3 separate regions of the Mus musculus genome follow, and regions 2 and 3 are each linked to region 1. The links are chromatin loops, found by intact Hi-C in ENCODE. Cell type or tissue: heart. All regions are shown on one strand. Links, peaks and the distances in the headings refer to the core of each region. The heading gives the core; the rest is flanking DNA. Region 1 holds the start of Trak2 (trafficking protein, kinesin binding 2). Region 2 overlaps Gm39646 (a long non-coding RNA gene). Region 3 holds the start of Tmem237 (transmembrane protein 237).

Region 1 (6,291 bases), core at 387-5,386:
ATCTGTTCCAAGCCTCTGAACAGCGCTGTCATAGTGCTCAATACACTAACGGAACTCTGGCTTCTCTTCTCTAGGACACACTTCTTAACAGTGAAGATTATCCTTATCATCTAGGACAGCAACCTACAGAAAATACTTAACAGACATTTGATGAGAAGCAGAGGGAAGAACATGGACCTTAAAGTACAGATCCAAATCCCAGCTCTATTGTTCCCCAAAGAGGTAGGGAAGTCACTTAATGTTGAGTTTCCATCTATATAAAGAGTTGCAATAGTGCACAACTGAATTAGAGTAAAACTACTCAGGTTTTGTTGCCAAGTTAAGTGCTTAGATGTTGAAGTAAAGGTTGGATCCTGGCTGGTTTGACAGCCACTGCTATCACTCAGTAATTACATCATTTTGAGTACATTTAATATGCTGCTTTAGTTGCCAATCTGTTAAAAGCAAACAAACAAACCAACAACAACTACCTCAGGCGCTATAATGGCCATGATAACTAGGTAAAATGTTCAGCTGGGTGTGCAACACACTGTATTATTCCTATGCTTCCTATTATTGATATTATAAGAACAGGTCTGAACAGACGTGACTAGATGCTCCATGTGACTGTCACGTCAATGACTCAGGTTTCTTTCCAAGTAAGTAGGATAACTTAATGAGGTTCAAAAGCTGGTCCAGGGCCAGCAATGTGGCTGAGAGACAAAGGTGCATGCCACCAAGACTGACACCCTGCGTCCTCAGGACACACATAGTAGGAAGAGAAAACCCAATCCTACAAGTGGTCTTCTGATTTCCACATGCATTCATGCAGGCGTGCTCCCAGGCACACACACACAGCAACAAACAAACAAACAAACGTAATTTTAAAAACGATACAGTCATGGAAGCACACAACTTTAATCTCAGCACGCAAGAAACAGAGGCAGGCAGATTTCTGTGAGCTCCAGGTCAGCCTGAGCTACATAGTGAAATTGTCTCAAAAAAGTAAAACAAACAAACAAAAAAAAAACCAACAAATCCAAAACAAAAAAAGGAATCATACAGATGATATAAATGAGCTGTAGACAAGAAGAAAATGAGCAAGAACTACAGTGCTACCATCCCCCATCCCTCATGTTGGCTCTAATATAGTCTGGGCAGTGAAGTAAAAACATTAAAAGGCCAATTTCCATAGTCTTTATGACTATGAATGTTAAACATTCATAGGGAAGAATAACAATGCTTTGTGACTATGGATGTTAAGCATCTGCAGTGAAGAATAATAACCATAGAACCATAAAACCCGAGAACTGGAAAGCACCTTTGTGATATAAGTCCAATCCTATCATTTTTTTTTTTAAGACATAAAGGCATCCAGGTGGATTTGGAATGAGCTCTTAGTGTGTTAATGAGCAGTTCTATGAGGGATGAGACTAGCAGACAAGAGTGTACAATTTGTTCAGAGGGCTAAAGTGGGAGTTACGGATGCATTCATAGTCAAGGAATGATGGAGCGAGTACTAGCAAACTATGAAAATTCTTCTTAACCATTCTTTTAACCTGGTTCATAACTTTGAGGCAAAGCAGGTATGGGTGTAAATCTCGACTTGATACAGAAAGTCTCCAGTGCAACTAGTGAGCAATGTGCGTGGTTAGGTGAACCGTGTACATCATCACATCAGTAAAAATGGGTATGGGTAAGAGCACTGTCTTTCACATAGGTATGTATGTGCTGGTTAAACATCTGAGGCTTGCCAGATACTACCTAATTTTAAAAATAGAAAGCTGGAGAGTGGCCGAGATGATAAAGTGCCTTTAATTTTGCCCTTTCCCACCACCAAATGTCCTTCACAATTCGTTTTCAAGTGTCACCACCATTAATATGCTATTTGGAGCTCACTGTAGCTCAGACTTTTAACAGGACAGCAAAGATTTGAAAGGTCACAAACATTTTTACTAAGGTAGAGCAAGAACTCTGAGTCTAGCTCATTTTGTTCAGTGGTCCTTACATAAGCTAAGTGAATTTCCAGCGAAATATTACCATCTTTCCTGATGCAGAAAAAGATGCATAAGCAGGTAATTGACTTCACTGCCATAATTGTGATTTAAAAAAAAAAAAAAGTGTCTGGGACTCAGAAGTGCTGGCACTGGAAAACACAACTGCCAATATTCATTCTTTTTGCTTCAACCAAAAGTCTTTCTGTCTGTCTGTCTTCCTTATTTCTTTTAAAAAGACATGTGGCGTTTGGTTCCAAATCAATTACAAATAAAAGCCCAATAAAGAAAGAGCTCTTTCTAGTGTCCTTTCCTCCCATTTGCATCACAGATGGCCACCGAGAGCTTAAGGTTTAACGTCCAGACACTAAAGCCACTCATCCTAAAACGACAGAGCTCCAGATGGACTCTGTCTGGCAAAGGATGGGAAGCTGCCAATCTTCAGAGGTGCAGATAGGGTGAATCCCGGAGGCTACCGCCCAGTTCCCATCAGTTTGCACCCACACTTGGGAAACATCCCTTTCCCATCTCGGGGCGGAATCCTTCCGTGAGTGACCTCTGGGGACCAGAGGGACGCGGGACAGGAAGGCTTCTCTGCCTTTGAGAGAAGTTGACAAGGGCAAGTTCGAATCGCACGCGGGAGCTTACTCACGGGAATGGCCCGGCGTCCTCGCTCTTCCGCCCACACTCGCTCAGGAAGAAGCCCCTAATGCGCGGCAGCCTGAGAGCAGCATCTGAAGCAGCCGCCGCCGCCACCGAGCTAACCCCCCCGGGCGTGGCAGGAACTGGCAGGCGCTCTCACATCATCACCGGGCGACCTTGGAGCTGCAGTGACGCCGGTTCAATGGCAGCCCCCACCCAGCTAGGGAAGCTAAAAAGGAGACCCACTCTCCCAACAGGCTTTGCGGCCCTAGCGCAAAGCCTTCTGGGAACTGTAGTTTGCTTTCCGTCCCGCCTACAGCTCGAGGGCCCCGCCTCCTCACTCCAGAGCTAGAAGCTGGAGGCGCGGTGGGGCGGAGCGGCGGGCCCCGACCCCGCTGGGGTGGGGCGAATCCCGTCCCGGCCGGTTGCCCCGGGCTAGGGCAGAAGTCCAGGCCGACCGGCCTTCTCCAGGCCGTGCTGCACTTCTGTGCCTTGAGGCTCACCCTGGAAGCCGGCCTAGTGTTTTCGCCTCGCCCCTTCGCGAGGCAGGTCCCGGGGCTCGCGCGTGTCGCCTCCCCTCAGCGCCCGCTGTCTGGAGAGTCGCTGGCCTTGGTCACCGCCTAGGTAATGAGGGGAGGCAGGCCAGCACGGGATGGTGTGGGGACCCGGGGAGCGACAGGGAACGCAGGTCGGTAGGTGCACAGCGGAAGGCTACAAGGCCAGTCCTCGCCTCCGCTCCTTACCGGAGTTGACACGGCCGGCCGAGCAGCCGCTGGAGTCTGCGGGACGCCGGCTCCCGCTCTCTGTCTCTGTGCCAGCGCACGGGGGGGCCGGGGCTCCCGGGTGCCCAGCAGCGGTGCCAGGTGCAGGAACCCAGCTACCGCCGCCCCGCTCCCCCAGCTCTTACCTTTGGTAGCGCACACAGGCCTGGCGACTTCCCAAGCTGAAGACACTCTGGCCCCAGACCTGTCTGCTCAGAGACGTCGAAGGGACCTTTTTCCAAATTAAATGTCCAGGCTTCGTTTTGTCTTCAGTGTTTACATTTGATGTCTTGTTTTCCCCTCGTGGGTTTGTTATGTCAAATACCTTTCCTCCAAACTTGATCATGATTTGTGACAGCACCTGCATAGCACAGTGCTTGGCACTCCGTAAATATTTGTTGAAACCATGAGTCATGATACTAAGTTTGGAAAATTGGATTAAGCTGTGTGCTTCGCTATGATCTTTGTTAAGGTTTTATGAGATTTCAAGATCACCTTGAGAATTACTGTAATTTTGAAGCCTAACAAAGAGTATTGGTAGGTTTTTTGTTTTTGTCGGCATTTCCTGTAACAGTAGACCATTGAATACCTCGATTAACGCAAAACCCAAGTCTTGTAAATACATAGCCCCTCTGGTGTCCATTTAAAGTGTTAACCTTTCAAATGAAAGGCCTGGGTATGACTTCTATATTATGCAACAAATTAGATTATTTATAAAGCTTTATTGTGGTTAGCTTTTTAGGTACAATTGCAAGGGACTACACTGAAGTACTCATCATTATGTTTAGGAATACAGGTTTCTTAAATATATATATATATATATATATATACATATACATATATATATATACACATATATATATACATACACACACACACATATATATATACATATATATGCACACATTTATGAGTAAATACATACACACATATTTTAAAGATGGGGTCTCACTATGTTGGTATCCCTAGATGGCTTAGAACTCACAAAGATCAGCCTGCGTCTGCCTCTGCCTCCTGAATGCTGGAATTAAAGGCATGTTCCACCAAGCCTCAGCAAGCTTCTTTATTTTTTTACTTTATAATTTACTTTTAAGGATTTATAATCTTAGCATAGTAGCAAAAACTAACAGCAGATCTTTCATTCAACTCCTTTGCCATGTGCAGCTGCTGCCCTGACCTCAAAATGTCTTGAAAAATTATCTGTTAATAGTGTGGTATGCTGAAGGTAAAACTTCTGAGATTAAACCACCCCACTGGTAGTAACAGTTCTAGAAGACTGTGACCTGACTTTTTTCAAATTGTTTTGTTGTTTAAAACAACAAACCCAATAACAACGTGCTGTAAAGCAGATACAGAATCATGGTAACCACAAATTAATCACCAGACCGCCTCAGGTAAAGTCAGCAGCAGGTCAGGGCCTGGTGTTAATTACTTGTGTGTGTGTGTGTGTGTGTGTGTGTGTGTGTGTGTGTGTGTTGGGGGGGGGTGTCTTTCGGGCTCACCAGCTCCCATCCCACAGTGGCTATTCATTAAGTGTGTTAATACAGACTTTCTCTGTGCGGTTTCCTTCCTTATTTGGGTGTTACCTTAGAATAGATTGATAAAAGTGAGCTTTTACTGGGTCACAAGCTGTGAATATTTTCATTGTTATTCACAAGTCCCCAGCTTGCTTTTCCTATGATCCTCAATATTTTGTCTTAAAGTGTTGCACTTGTCTTTGTTGCTTTGTTTGTTTGTTTGTTGAGAAAGTTCCCTTGTGTTTCCCTGGCTGTCCTGGAATTAGCTCTGTAGACCAGGGTAGCCTTGAGTTCTGGGCTTAAAGGTGCATGCCAGCACTGCCCTGCCATGCCTGTCTTTTATATCCTAGAGTGTATACAAAATGTCATACATTCGTCTGCTCTCAGTCATCCTGAAGGATAGGCAACCCAGGCATCGATCTCCTCGTCTCATACCCAGCCTCCTACCCCCATGCCTTAAGTTCGCATTAATTCTTGGCAGGTGACAAGAGTAAGTTTTCCAGTCCTTCTTTTCCTTCCTCTACCTTTGGCTTACAGAGGTTCTCCTGAGAAAATCCACTTCTTCCCTAAGCAATAAAATTGGATAATACTTTGTAATATCTATGGTCTATAAACTTCCTTTCCTCGTTTTGTTTAGCTATTTGTGGATGCCTTGATCAAATATGGGCTTTGACTAAGATGAAGTACTGGAACCAGTTTCAAGAGGTGATGTTTAGAAAGGACCAACCAACTCTAGCAAATACTCCCCCTCTCTATTGAAAAAGACCCAGAAGATTTGGGTGGTCAGTTCGTAGCTCTATGAACCTGAAGAAGTTACCATGTTCTGAATATATCAATGAAAATGGACAAGAGTTGCTTGCATAATAAAATGCTTAATTTTGAGTCTGTCAACAAACAGTTGAGAACATCATTTTTACATGAAAACTACAAAGTGTTTTTCTTAGCCCATTACAAACCCTGTTTCAAATTTGTGAATCCTGGACCTCAAATGAGTTAGTAGGTGGTTAGTCAGAAATCTGCGGAGATTCTCAAAGTCTACTTGTAAATGGAATCATTGGAAATTCTTAGGATTTATTTTCGAGTGACACTACTTATATAAAGACGGTTCAACACTGCTTCTCTGTTGCCTTCATGTTTGTTCAGGGCAGAAAAAGATAGGATAGAGGCAGTATCTTGTGACTTTGGAAATAGAAAAATCTCTTTAGCATTCTTCCTTTCAGGAGCTGGCTAAGAACAATGCTTTTTTCCTGTCATTTTTTATTATTGTTGTTTTATTTATTTGTAATCCAGCCATTTCATCTCCCCACTGTCTCTGAGAGGATGCTCCCCTGATGCTCAGAAGTGGCACTGGCCTTTGTGCCAATGAGCAGCTGTCTAAGTATCTGATAAATTATAACA
Region 2 (6,291 bases), core at 687-5,686, 200 kb before region 1:
TCCTGGAGTTGCCCTGACAAGTTCAAAAATGGATTTCTTTGGCTGGGCAACAGCTTCATGTCCCCATAAGCTGCTTGCTGAGGGTATTTCAGGGCCTAGGGATGGCCCCTCCTCTCGTTTCCCGGCAACAGGTGGCCCGGAATGTCTGACTTGGATTTACACACCCTAGCCCAATGGTTGCCCTTCCTGCATTGAGGACAAACTCCTGGAGCATGGCCTGCTTGCCCACTCTCAGCACTTTATTCTTAGGACAGTCATTTTTAAAATGACCCAAACTTCCACACTTAAAACATGCATAATTCCCTCGTTTCTGTGAAAGCATTGCTTGTACGGTGGTTTCTTGCAAAGTGGCGGTGAAAGCCAAACCCTGATTATATGACAGCCCAATCTCTGCACAAAGATGGATATATCCCGCTAAATCTGTCTGTCCTTTGTGCAGTTGGATAGCGGCACGGCACACTGTGTTAGCATTCTCATAAGCCAATTGCATAATGAAAGGACTTCCCGTGTCAGAGTCTCCAAGAATTCTACTGGCTGCTATTAATAGCCTATCCACAAAGTTCTGGTAAAGCTCATCAGGACCCTGCCGAATGCTGGCTAAACTTCCACCAAGATCCCCTTTAGCTGGTGTATTAGTCAGGGTTCTCTAGAGTCACAGAACTTATGGATAGTCTCTAGATAATAAAGGAATTTATTGATGACTTACAGTCGGCAGCTCAATTCCCAACAATTGTTCAGTCGCAGCTGTGAATGGAAGTCCAAGGATCTAGCAGTTACTCAGTCTCACGCAGCAAGCAGGCGAAGGAGCAAGAGCAAGAGCTAGACTCCCTTCTTCCAATGTCCTTATATTGTCTCCAGCAGAAGGTGTAGCCCAGATTAAAGGTGTGTTCCACCACACCTTTAATCCCAGATGAAAGGTGTAGCCCAGATTAAAGGTGTGTTCCTTAAACTCTGAGATTCAATCTTCTGGAATCCATAGCCACTATGGCTCAAGATCTCCATACCAAGATTCAGATAAGGATCTCCAAGCCTCCAGATAAGGGTCACTGGTGAGCCTTCCAATTCTGGATTGTAGTTCATTCCAAATATAGTCAAGTTGACAACCAGGAATAGCCACTACAGCTGGTAAGTGTTTCCAATCGCGGTGGGCAGCCATAGCAACCTGCACGTACACTCCAACAGGAAAATCAATCTGATTAGCATTGCCTTCATATCGACCTTCTCCTAAAAGCATGTTAATATCCCAGTCTGGATTAGCTGTCTGAGCATTTAAAGCGGCAGTTTTCTTACTGGCTTCTCGCCATTCAGAATCCCAAAGTAAGAAATCTCCTCCTGACAGAGTAGCCTTACATAGAGTCTTCCAATCTTGGGGGGTTAAGACTCCATGACAGTATCCAATAATGCTTGTGTAAAAGGAGCTGTAGGGCCATATTGTGCAACAGCTGTTTTTAACTCCTTAATCACCTTGAACTCCAAAGTCTTGTATTGTCTGACTCTATTATTTTGCTGGTCAATTATCTCAACTCCAGGAAAGGCTAGCACTTCAGATGTATCTTGCCCTTCTCCACGAGCCTGACACACAGCTCTTTCTAAGGGAGATTGGTACACTTCAGAGGAGTTGTTCTTCCCTGTATCTGACCCCTTTTTAGCTCCCGAAGCTCATTAGTCAATTTCTGCCACTTAATTTCAAACTCTAATTTACTTAGTTGCGTATCCATATGAGTAGCATCTCCTATAGTGGAGGCCAAAAGTGGAGGGGGAGGTTTTCGAGGAGGCAAATCCTCATCAAAATATTTGGCGGCTCCTCTTTCTGAATGATCTTCCTTGTCTAAAGTTAGCTCATCATCAGAGTCTCTATATCTTTCTAATTTAGGGTTGAGAGGGCCCCTTTCTGAGAAAGTCCTCTCTGACAGGCGCTCTTCCTGAGATTCTTCAAGCTCTGTCTGGGTGCTATCTGACACCTGATCTCCTTTTCAATAGCATCTTTTAAGAGTGCCCAAAGGCAAAGGGTAAAATTATCTGCCTGGGTGTTTTTTTCAAAGCTTCCCCAACTCTCTCCCAGGTTCTCTTATCTAAAGTTTTTTTCTTCTCTGCACCACGGGCAGCAAGAATCTATCTTATCTGAAAATTTTTCTAACAATTGTTCTTCAAACCCTACTCCTCTCGCCTGAAGCAGCTCTTGAAGGCTGCGGACAATTGCTTGTTTGGAATTTTCTAGTCCCATATTTCGCTGACAAACCCTACGTGGAATCAGCGCTGGGTCAGCACTGTTCCAACTTAGCCTGTATCCTATCGCACCTCCAGCAACACTTTAAAAAATGAAGTTTAAAGCCAGCGCTAGCATAAATACCTGTTGCTCATTGTGCCCGATGCGATCTTCTTGTTCTTCCCTTCTTGTGGAGCTCCACATAAGACAGCGGTCCCTCAGTTTTACCCTGCCGTTTTCAGGTCCGTGTTCGTGGTGCCAATCTGTAACTATAAGCTGCCTGCAGCTTACATGAACCGGGTACTCCTGAAAGGCAGGCTGGGGCTGAAAGATGGTGAGAAAAGAATGAGGCCAAGACAAATTTTTCTCTGATCAAGGCCCCAAAGTTTACTAAGAGTCTGTGCTTATAAAGAGGGGAGGCCCACCCCCCCCACCCCCCACCCCCCATTGGTGCCTGGAGCCAGCCTGTAGGTGATGTGCAGGATTGGATGTGTTTCTGGAATGTCTCAAGGGTCTCTCAGCAGGTAGCAGAGTCTCCAGGAAAAGCAGTGGTAGTTGACATAACAATATAGCCATCTAAATTGGAAGGCTACACCCCAGGTGATCTCATATTCAGTGGCAGTAAAGTCTGAATCAGCCTGCTTCAAGGCTGAGGGAGGCTACAACCTTGACATCTGGTTGAAGTTAAATGCCAGCAAAGAAGCAAGAATCCTAGGACAAATAATAACTATTTAAGGTCCCCTTCCCATCCCACCTGTAAGTCTATAATTTTCTGGGACTTTCACTAGAAACCCAGTTATAGAAAAAGACATGGCTTAGTGGTTAAACTCACTGACTGCTCTTCCAGAGGTCCTGAGTTCAATTCCCAGCAACCACACGGTGGCTCACAACCATCTGTAATAGGATCCGATGCCTTCTTCTGGTGTGTCTGAAGACAGCTACATTGTACTCACATAAAATAAATAAATAAATCTTTAAAAGAAAAGAAAAGAAAAAGGCAAGTACTAAATTGTAGTTCCTGGTTTAGCCTTTTGAGACTTTACTTCTACCCGGGGCATTTCTGAAGAAATGCTGTGCAGGCAAGAGGACTTAAGTTCAAATTCCCTAGCACCCATATAAAAGCGGGGCGTGGCCGTGTGTGCCTGTAACCTCAGAGTTACACAGATGAGACGGTCGGCTCACGGGAGCTTCATGGCAAGCCCGCCTGGCTGAAATGGTGAGAATCATTTAAATCATTAAATGGTGAGTCCCCATTCAATGAGGGACTCCACCTCACATCTTCCTCTGCATGAACACCTACCTGCATATTACTACTTCATTTCGGTTCTGGGCTGTGAATTACTTACAAGTGTGTTATTTAGTTTGCAAATAGTTAGAAGATTGTTCTCTACATTTTCCTGCTGTAGCAAATTCCTGACCACTGACACCCAATCATATCTTTGGCAGAATCAAGAACCACACCGGTGGTTTTTGTGAATTTCATGTCATCTGTGGCAAATTCCTAGTAATTCCACCAGAGGGCAGCAAAGAAACATGAACAGGAGATGTCCGAGTCTAAAAGCGGCGGCGGTGGGGTGGGGGTGGGGTGGGGTGGGGACTGGAAAGGGGGTTGGGTTGAAATTGAAAGGAGAAGTTGATGCAAAACTCTACACAGTTTTTATCTTACAGTGTATTTTATACTTTTTGTTTTGTTTGTTTTACAAGACTGGGTTTCTCTGTAGCTCTGGCCATCCTGGAACCTGCTCTGTGACCAGGATGGTTTGTAGCAGGATGAACTTGAGGTCCACAGGCCTCTCCTTCCCCAGTGCTGGGGTAAAGGTGCGCACCCTCATTGCCTGGCTATTTTATACTCTTTTATCTACTGGTTTTTACACAAACACAGGGCACTGTCTATGCAATGGTAAAGTGACGGCTGTTGAATTATGTAGCCTTATGAGGGCATTTAAACCAATTTTTGGTCATTTTATCTTTAATATATGAGTATTTTGTTTACACAAATCTAGGTACACCACATGCATGCCTGGTTCCAGAAAGAGGTCAAAAGAGGGCATTGGGTTCCCTGGAACTGCAGATACAGAAGGTTGTAAGCCACCATGTGGGTGCTGGGAACCAAACCCAGGTCTTCTGCGATAGAAACAGTGCCCTAAACTGCTGAGCCATATCCTTAGTCCCAAAACATTTTTCAAATTGCATTGATTATTTATTTACTTGAGTTTGTGTTTGAGTAAGTGTGTGGGGGCGGGGGGCATGTCTGGCGTGTGTGTGTGTGTGTGTGTGTGTGTGTGTGTGTGTGTGTGTGGTGTCAGAAGACAATTATCAGGTACTGCTTCTGTTCTCCCAGCACGCAGGTCCCTTGGGTCAAACCAGGCCATTGGGCAGCAGGCATGGCAGCTAAATCACCTCCCTGGTCTGGCTTTTGGCATTCTAAGATGACTTCTGGTGAATATCCAATACATTTGTAATCAGAAAAATATTTGAGAGGGGCATGTTCATCAATTTATTATAAAAGATGTTTATATATGTAAATAACATCCTTTATAACAAAGGAAGGGAAGAGAAGGTTGGGGTGCAGGAGGCAGTGTGCAGAGCTTCCATGTCCACTTGGCATGGCCACCCCCAGAGTCTACTATTCAGATCTTCTCTAAACATGTGTGTGTGTGTGTGTTTGACTGTATGTGTGAATATGTATGTGTCTGTGTGTGAATGTATCTCTCTGTGTATGTGAATGTGTGTGAATGTATCTATGTGTGTGTGAGTGTGTGTGTGTGTATGTGTGTGTCTGTGTGTGAGTGTGTCTCTGTGTGTATGTGAATGTGTGTGAGTGTGTGTTTGAATGTGTGTGTGTGTGCCTGAATGTGTCTGAGTGTGTGTATGTATGTGTGTGTGTCTGTGTGTGAATGTGTCTGTGTGTGAATGTGAATGTGTGTGAATGTATCTATGTGTGTGTGAGTGTGTGTGTGAATGTTTCTGAGTGTGTGTGTGTATGTGTGTGTCTGTGTGTGAGTGTGTCTCTGTGTGTATGTGAATGTGTGTGAGTGTGTGTCTGAATGTGTGTGTGTAAGTGTGTGTCTGAATGTGTCTGAGTGTGTGTGTCTGTGTGTGAATGTTTCGTATGTGAATGTGTGTGAATGTTTCTATGTGTGTGTGAGTGTGTGCCTGAATGTGTCTGAGTGTGTGTATGTATGTGTATGTGTGTGTGTCTGTGTGAATGTGTCTGTGTGTGTATGTGAATGTGTGTGTGAGTGTGTGTGTGTGTGTGAATGTGTCTGAGTGTGTGTGTGTGTGTCTGTGTGTGTGTGTCTGTGTGTGAATGTGTCTCTGTGTGTATGTGAATGTGTGTGAATATATCTATGTGTGTGTGAGTGTGTGTCTGAGTGTGTGTGTGTGAGTGTTTGTGTGTGTGAATGCCAGAGGTCAATGTTGGCAGTCTTCCTCTACAGCACTCCATTTACTCTCTGAGAGGTCTCTTACTGAGCCTAGAGCTCATTGGTTGTCTAGACTGTCAGTCAGTGTGAGCTCCGGGATCCGTTTTTTTCTGCTCTCTTCCAGCACTAGGGTTTCAGGTGCAGACACGCACACCAGGCTGGGGAAGGTGCTGGGGATCTGTACTCAATTCTTCATGCTTGAGCAGCAGGAACTTTACCTCCCAAGTCATCTGCCCAGCACAAAAGTCATTTTAAACACATGTTCTTAATGATGTGAGATGCAATAGAGCCACCCTGGGAAAGAGTCTGATGTGGCCAATGTGGCCAGACTTCTGGAAGGACAGTTTCATTGGCATTAGCCATATATACCATTTTGGTGACCCTGGAGTTGTCCCTTGAAGGTGGCCAAGAGATGCTCCCACTTTCTCTTGGGTGAGTGAGATTATAGGGTGGCTCTGGAGGTGGCTTGGATGGGATTATAGTGGTTCCTTTGTTCGTTTCCCAGACTGGGTCTCTTTATGAAGCTCTGGCTGCCCTGGAACTCCCTATATAGACCAAGTTGGCCTCAAACTCACAAAAATCTTCTTCATGTCTCCTGGGTACTGGGATTAAAGGTGTGTGTCCACCATGACGGGCTGGGATTCCACTCTTATAAAGTAA
Region 3 (6,291 bases), core at 440-5,439, 150 kb after region 1:
GGGACTAAGCAGATTAAGAACTTTCTTTGTCACCGGTTATAATCGGTTTAAGCTCTGATGGAATATTCCACAAACAGGAGGGCCTTGGAGAATCCTGGTAAATAGAATCAGCACACCCAGGACAGACCCATTCCTCCACCGTGCTAGAGTGACAGCTTTCTGTAATTATTCATAACAATTATTCTCATGATTTGAATTTAACTTTTACCACTCACTTCTTAGGAAGACTTTTTAAAATTCCAGGAAGGATTTTTTTTTAATGAAGTATTGTAGGTTTTCAACCATACTATTTGATTTTTTTTTTCTTCTTACTTTATATTTTTAAAGTTCAATAATTAAATGACCGTAAACTGTTTTTACCTTGGCACAGGTGGGAGTGCTCGTGGAGGACGCTATAGGGGAGGGGAGAGGCAAACATCTCGTCAATAAAAGCTGGATTAACCTCACCTTCATTTATCTCAAGCACCACAAAGCTTCTCCTTTAAAAGCCCACTGTCCAGATGTTATCAAATAAAATGGATCAGCAATTCTCTTCAAATCTTTGGAAGATTATCAGTGAAACCCGGGAGGCGGTGATGTAAACTGGACTGCTGGGTTTAGATCTATTCTGCCATTCCTACACCCCATGTAAAATTCTTTTCTTCTTCCACTTCAACCAGTCTGGCCTATTGTGAGCATTCAGAACAGGATCAAACAGAGCTCATCTCCCTTTACAGACCTTCCATTAGTGGTTAAGTATTGGAAGATAATGTTGCATGCTCAGATAAAACTAGACCATGCCATATAAATGTGTGTGCATGCATGCTTGTGTGTGTGTCTGTGCATGCATGTGTGTGCATGCATGTGCATGTGTGTTTGCATACAATAAATAACCATATATAAGGAATGAAGAGTGATGTTTTACTTAGGGAAAGCCTCTTTGATGTTATCTGAGCTGAGCCCTTCCTGACAAAGGTGCCAAATTTACAGGGAATGAGGAGCACATGTTAAGGCTTTCAAGAAAGACAGGGCATGAAGGGCTCCAGGTAAAGAGCAGCCAGGCAGAAACCAGTGACACAGGACAGAAGGCAGACGTCAGATTAACTATGACCTCGCAGACTAGCAGAAGGAATACGGATTTAGTTCTATTAACTAGGAAGCCAACTAAGGTTTTATGCCACAGAGTAACATGCTTTTTTTTTAAGTTACTTTAAATAGAAATAGGTAACATATTTTAGAACAGGAAGTATTTGGGGCTGGTGTAGTTTACCCTGTTCTTACTTAAGAAAAGTCCTGCTTGCAAGCTCAGGAAGCATTAGTTAAGCATTCTGAAAATTTTCAAAATAGATGGCTTAGCCATTAAGAGCAGTTACTGCTCATGCAGCAGACCTGGGTTTAGTTCCCAGCACCCACAAAGCACCAGTAATTCCAGTTCCAGGGAAATGGACAGCCTCTTCAGGTTTCTGTGAGCAACAGGCACACAAGTGGTTCATATATTGGCAAAACACTCAAAACAAATACATTTTTTTTTTTTGGTTTTTTTGAGACGGGGTTTCTCTGTATAGCCCTGGCTGTCCTGGAACTCACTCTATAGACCAGGCTGGCCTTGAACTCAGAAATCCACCTGCCTCTGCCTTCCAAGTGCTGGGATTAAAGGCGTGCGCCACCACTGTCCGGCTACAAATACACCTTTAAAAGAATTGATCTCTAAGAGCAGTGCCTAGACGTCGATTTATTAGCTCGGGTATTTCATGCTGCTTATGGAAGGCACTGATTCCAAAGGCTCACATTTTAGATATTCTTGCTTGTCCCATTTCGCAATCCATGGTTGTATTCACTCAAACAAATTCGTGAGAATGCTACAAAATTAGGACACTGACGATGTCCTAATGGAATCCAGCAGTCAAAATGACAACTGGAATAGAATGGTGGTCCTACAAAAGCACTACTATTCTCAAGATGCTATGAAAGTGGGACCCAGTCCTCTTGGTATTTCAAAAGTCCCGCAAAAATGAACCATCTCACCCATCTAGAAACCGCACCTCTAAGCCCCTCAAAAGAAGAACCGCTGAACAGGCGGAGACTAAATTCCCAACAGCTCAAAAGTACCTGAGGCTCGCTAACCACCTGCTTCTTCCCCATCACGTCTCCAGGGACCGCAGCAGAGCTCAGGGCACCACAGCCGCCCGCCCCGCCCCGGTCCGGCCCGCCCCGCCCCTCCTGCCCAGGCGCGCAGGCGCAGAGCGTCATCGGGCTGCGCCTCATGGCTGCTGGGCCCGGAGCGTCCCCACCCGTCCCACGGGAGGTATTGGGGCTACCGGAGCCGAACCCAATCTGACCCCTTCGAACTAGGAAAACCTCAGCGTCGGCCGGCGTCCCCAGGAGCGGAGGGGGTTCACCCACAGTTTCCCGGGAGGTCATCGTGGTTTGCGTGGGGGTGGGCACGGCGGGACCAGACTCGTATTCAAACTCCCCACCGGAACATCCTCCTCTCTGACCGAGAGCCGCCCGGAGGCGTCGCCATGGCAACGCTGACTAGGGCGCCCGGATGTTGGGTGGACCTGATCGCCTTTTGCGGGGCCCGCCCTGATGTACAGCCCCGGTCCGCCCCCGCCGCACCCCTCGGGCAGTGCTGTCCCCAGATTCCCGGCTCGGCGGTGGTCACTGCTGGTTAGGACACCTCCACTTCGCCACACTCCGGGCCAGGCGCCCCTCGTCGCTCACCGCTTGGTCCTCCTCCAGCGGAGGCCCTGAGTCGTCCCTCATGATGCTTTCCCGCGGGCCTCCCTAGGCGCAACCGCCGGAGCCCGAGGCCGGCTTCCCGCGACGCCCGGCCTCCGGGGACTTGTGGGAGGAGGCGGCTTTGCGGAGCCTGGAGAGGCCGGCGTCCCCCACCTGGTTCCCGTCTGCCAGGGTGCTGCCTGGAGGGAGATCTGTATGACTGAAACAGCGAGGATCTCTTTCACTGGCCTGCCCAGTTTCCTAGATTCCCTGTAGGCCTAGGAGTATAATCTGAATGTTCAGTTCTGATAGTTCCTTCAGTGGGAACAGTTATAGTTTAAAATAGGTAGAATGGAGGGAAGTGTGGATATAAAGAAGATGAACAGACATGGGTGCAGTGGAGCTTCGGATCTAGGGAGACCAAGACTGTATCAACATCCTCGTTTTGGAGCTCATATACAGGCTCCAGGACTAGTCCACTTTGCTGATTTGGAAATAACAGTGTCATAGGTTTCCTTATTAGATAAATGTGTACTTGTTAACCGCTCTTAGCTTAGTTAGTCAACTAGGCACTTTTGTAAAATATAAACAGAAATAAGAAAATATTTTACAAAGTAAAATACAGTTTGTCATTAAGTAGACTGGTTTATTTAGAAGAGTTACATCTTACAAAACACCATATGAAATCTATAAAATGCTCACATTCAGTGACAACATTGTCACATACCTGCCATTAGCTCATATGGGGAAACATCGGGAAAATGCCTGAGAGCCAAATGAGTAGCTCTGTATATGTATAGGATGCTATTTATAGCTATACAATAAGGACTTCATAGTCGCAGTTCTAATGGGTCAAACACTGCTGTTTTCAATGGCAGCCGTTATTCCGGATCTTTAGGGCACACTATGAAGCTTCCAGCTTTAAGCAGGACACTAGATTAAGATTCAGTGTCAGGGGAAACCCATGCCTCTGGCACCCACTGCAGTTCTTCCTGAGCCTTCTGTATGGCGGACAACAGCTGGCCACATGCATCTTGCAAGTTGTCATTCACAATCACGTGATCAAAAAACTGGCCAAACTGACTCTCCATTTTCTGGGCTAACTCCTCCATCTCTTGTAGGTCTTCATCCTTCAGGAGTGATTGAAAAATATGTATGAATGGCACAGGCAATAAGACCAGGTGTTCTGCTGGCAAACTCGTGAGGGTATTTATAAAAACAATTATGTCAATTACACATCCTCTATATTCTATCTGTGCCCTCCCTCCAAATTCTGGATTTCTGAGACAGAGTCCTGCTGTATAAACCAGGCTGGCTTTATATTTGTGATCCTTCTACCTCACCGTCCCAAGTGCTGAGGTTTCAGTTGTGCACCTCCATGCCTAGCAAGGACACAAATTTAAAAGCCCCAAAGACTTAGGAAATAGACTGTCTATGTCCACAGATGTCAAAAGATCAAACAGGAAAACCATAGTTTCATGGTAATTGAAAAATATAGAGAGAAAAACTCTTAGGGTTAATATAAAAATACTTTTGTCTTGCTTTGACAGGACATCCTAAAATTGGAACAGTATGGAGATTAGGACTGCAGGCTTAGCCAGGCAGTAGTGGCATAGGCCTTTAATCCCAGCACTTGGAAGACAGAGGCAGGCAGATTTCTGAGTTTGAGGCCAGCCTGGTCTACAGAGTGAGTTCCAGGACAGCCAGGGCTATACAGAGAAACCCTGTCTCAAAACAAACAAAAGGACATGCAGGTTTGTGAAGCTGTCATACTTTTTTTTTCACAGCAATATAAATATTGATAGTACTAATAAACTGTATACCTACTATAGTAGTTCATTTCTAAAATGTATATATCTGTGTGTGTGTGTGTGTGTGTGTGTGTGTGTGTGTGTGTGTGTGTGTGTAAAAAGCAAAGGACAACTTGTAGGACTCCGCTCTGTGGGTCCTAAGGATCAAATGTCATCAGGCTTGGTGACAGACACCTTTAACCAGTGAGCCATCTCACTGGCCCCAAGACAGATCTTGTTTTTCACACACACACACACACACAGAGAGAGAGAGAGAGAGAGAGACAGAGACAGAGACAGAGACAGAGACAGAGAGCGAGAGACAGAGACAGCTGTAATGTCCCAAGACAGAAGAATTTGTTTTTCACACACACACACACACACACACACACACACACAAGAGAGAGAGAGAGAGAGACAGAGAGAGACAGAGAGACAGAGACAGCTGTAATGTCCCAAGAGAGAAGATCTTGTTTTTCACACACACACACACACACAGAGCTGTGATGTCTGGATGATTTAGCTGTAATCTGGATGATGATTTGGGTGCATACATGTAAAATTTGCCAAGCTGTATGCACTTAGGATTTCTACACTTTAGTGAGTCATATGCTGTGGCTTATTTCTAAAGTGGATTTAATGTATTTCAATACACATGATGTCCATTCATAAATGGAAAACCTCATCTAGAATGAGTTCTGCTGACTGCTCCTTTTGTATCATTATTAATAAACATTTTTGTGAAATATTTTATAGATGAGGCATACTCAGTACAACATTTTACAAAATATTTAAGTAAAAACAGCTCAAAAATAGAAATAGGCTTATGCATACATTTGTTTGGCTTTGCAGATTGTGGGTCATTTGTTAAGCTCAGAAAAAATAGCATTTATTAAACCTTATTTTAGTAACTATAAATGACATCTAATTAAAAAGATAATTTGGGGGGTTGTTTTTGTTTTTTTATTTGTTTTGTTTGTTTTCCAAGTCAGAGTTTCTCTGTGTAGCCCTGGCTGACCTGAGACTCACTATGTAGACCAGGCTGGTCTCGAACTCAAAGATCTGCCTGACTCTGCCTACAGAGTGCCGGGATTAAAGGTGTACACCACTAATGCCTAGCTAAAAAGGATAAATTGTAAAGACTAATCATTAAAACTTCCAAAGGATTCTGTGGAAACAACAGTGGTTTTTACTTTTTAAAACCATTTTCTTGAAGTGCTCCTGAGAAGAGGGTCAAATAAAGAGTAAAACAGGGAAAGGCCTTCGGCCCAGCTGCCCGATGGCTCTCCACCTCCCCATAACTGAAAGTAATACCAGGATGATTCTGGCATGATTTACCTTGAACTTCATGTCCACATAGTAGTCAGTGGTGATCTTAGCGTTTTTCCGAGAGTGTCTCATGGAGCTCGTGTTAGGTGGCTTAATAAATATAACGTAGGGCTTCAAGTCACGGGTTCGAGCCGACTGAATATCCTACATAGAAAAATTAAATGCACAATTTAAAGACAGAAGTGGGCCAGGAAGAAGGCTCAGCTATAGAAGCAGTTATCAGGCAGACCTGATGAGCCAGTCCGACCCCTGGAGCCCACTGTAGAAGAAAACTGACTCCTGAAAGTTGTCCCCTGGCTTCAACACCAGCAAATTCACATACACATTATACATTCCTTAAAAATTAAAAATATTAGTCCTAGCTTTCTGTAGTCAGTGTGATTATAGTCTCATGTGCCCCCAAGTCCTAAATTGTAAAATCCAAACATTTTAATAATAATTATGGTTCTAGAATCAAAATTAAGTTAGAATC

What was found. Hi-C counts contacts between places; a loop is a spot of excess contacts. Peaks named below come from ENCODE experiments on the same cell type or tissue, not always from the same donor. Only the 100,000 strongest peaks of a DNase experiment are listed, where the experiment ranks them.
Region 2: a loop joins it to region 1, with 2.5 times the contacts of the local background. A loop is called at or near these places in 3 of 42 quality-filtered maps.
Region 3: it touches region 1 in a loop (2.7-fold over the local background); 4 of 42 quality-filtered maps call a loop at or near these places.

Annotation. Positions count from the first base shown.
Region 1 is chr1:58,970,612-58,976,902 of GRCm38, forward strand. Trak2 (trafficking protein, kinesin binding 2) reads right to left here and starts at 2,871. Exons shown (of 16, transcript NM_172406.3): 1 at 2,626-2,871. Stradb (STE20-related kinase adaptor beta) reads left to right here and starts at 2,911. Exons shown (of 12, transcript NM_172656.6): 1 at 2,911-3,239. In heart, for the core only: CTCF peaks have their summits at 2,572 and 2,776; a DNase peak (open chromatin) is centred at 2,920; H3K4me3 peaks cover 3,665 bases; H3K27ac peaks cover 2,565 bases.
Region 2 is chr1:58,766,534-58,772,824 of GRCm38, forward strand. It overlaps Gm39646 (a long non-coding RNA gene), which reads right to left. Exons shown (of 3, transcript XR_865448.1): 2 at 2,351-2,530; 3 at 1,050-1,162. Among named protein-coding and RNA genes, the nearest start is that of Gm39646, 22 kb to the right of the region's middle. In heart, for the core only: a CTCF peak has its summit at 3,686 (motif pointing right); a DNase peak (open chromatin) is centred at 3,718.
Region 3 is chr1:59,117,615-59,123,905 of GRCm38, forward strand. Tmem237 (transmembrane protein 237) reads right to left here and starts at 2,192. Exons shown (of 13, transcript NM_001037812.3): 1 at 2,089-2,192; 2 at 361-392. The coding sequence starts at 2,121. Mpp4 (membrane protein, palmitoylated 4 (MAGUK p55 subfamily member 4)) reads right to left here. Exons shown (of 22, transcript NM_145143.3): 21 at 5,829-5,963; 22 at 3,321-3,830. The coding sequence ends at 3,639. In heart, for the core only: no CTCF peak of the experiment used is centred there; DNase peaks (open chromatin) are centred at 2,247 and 2,517; H3K4me3 peaks cover 1,575 bases; H3K27ac peaks cover 1,323 bases.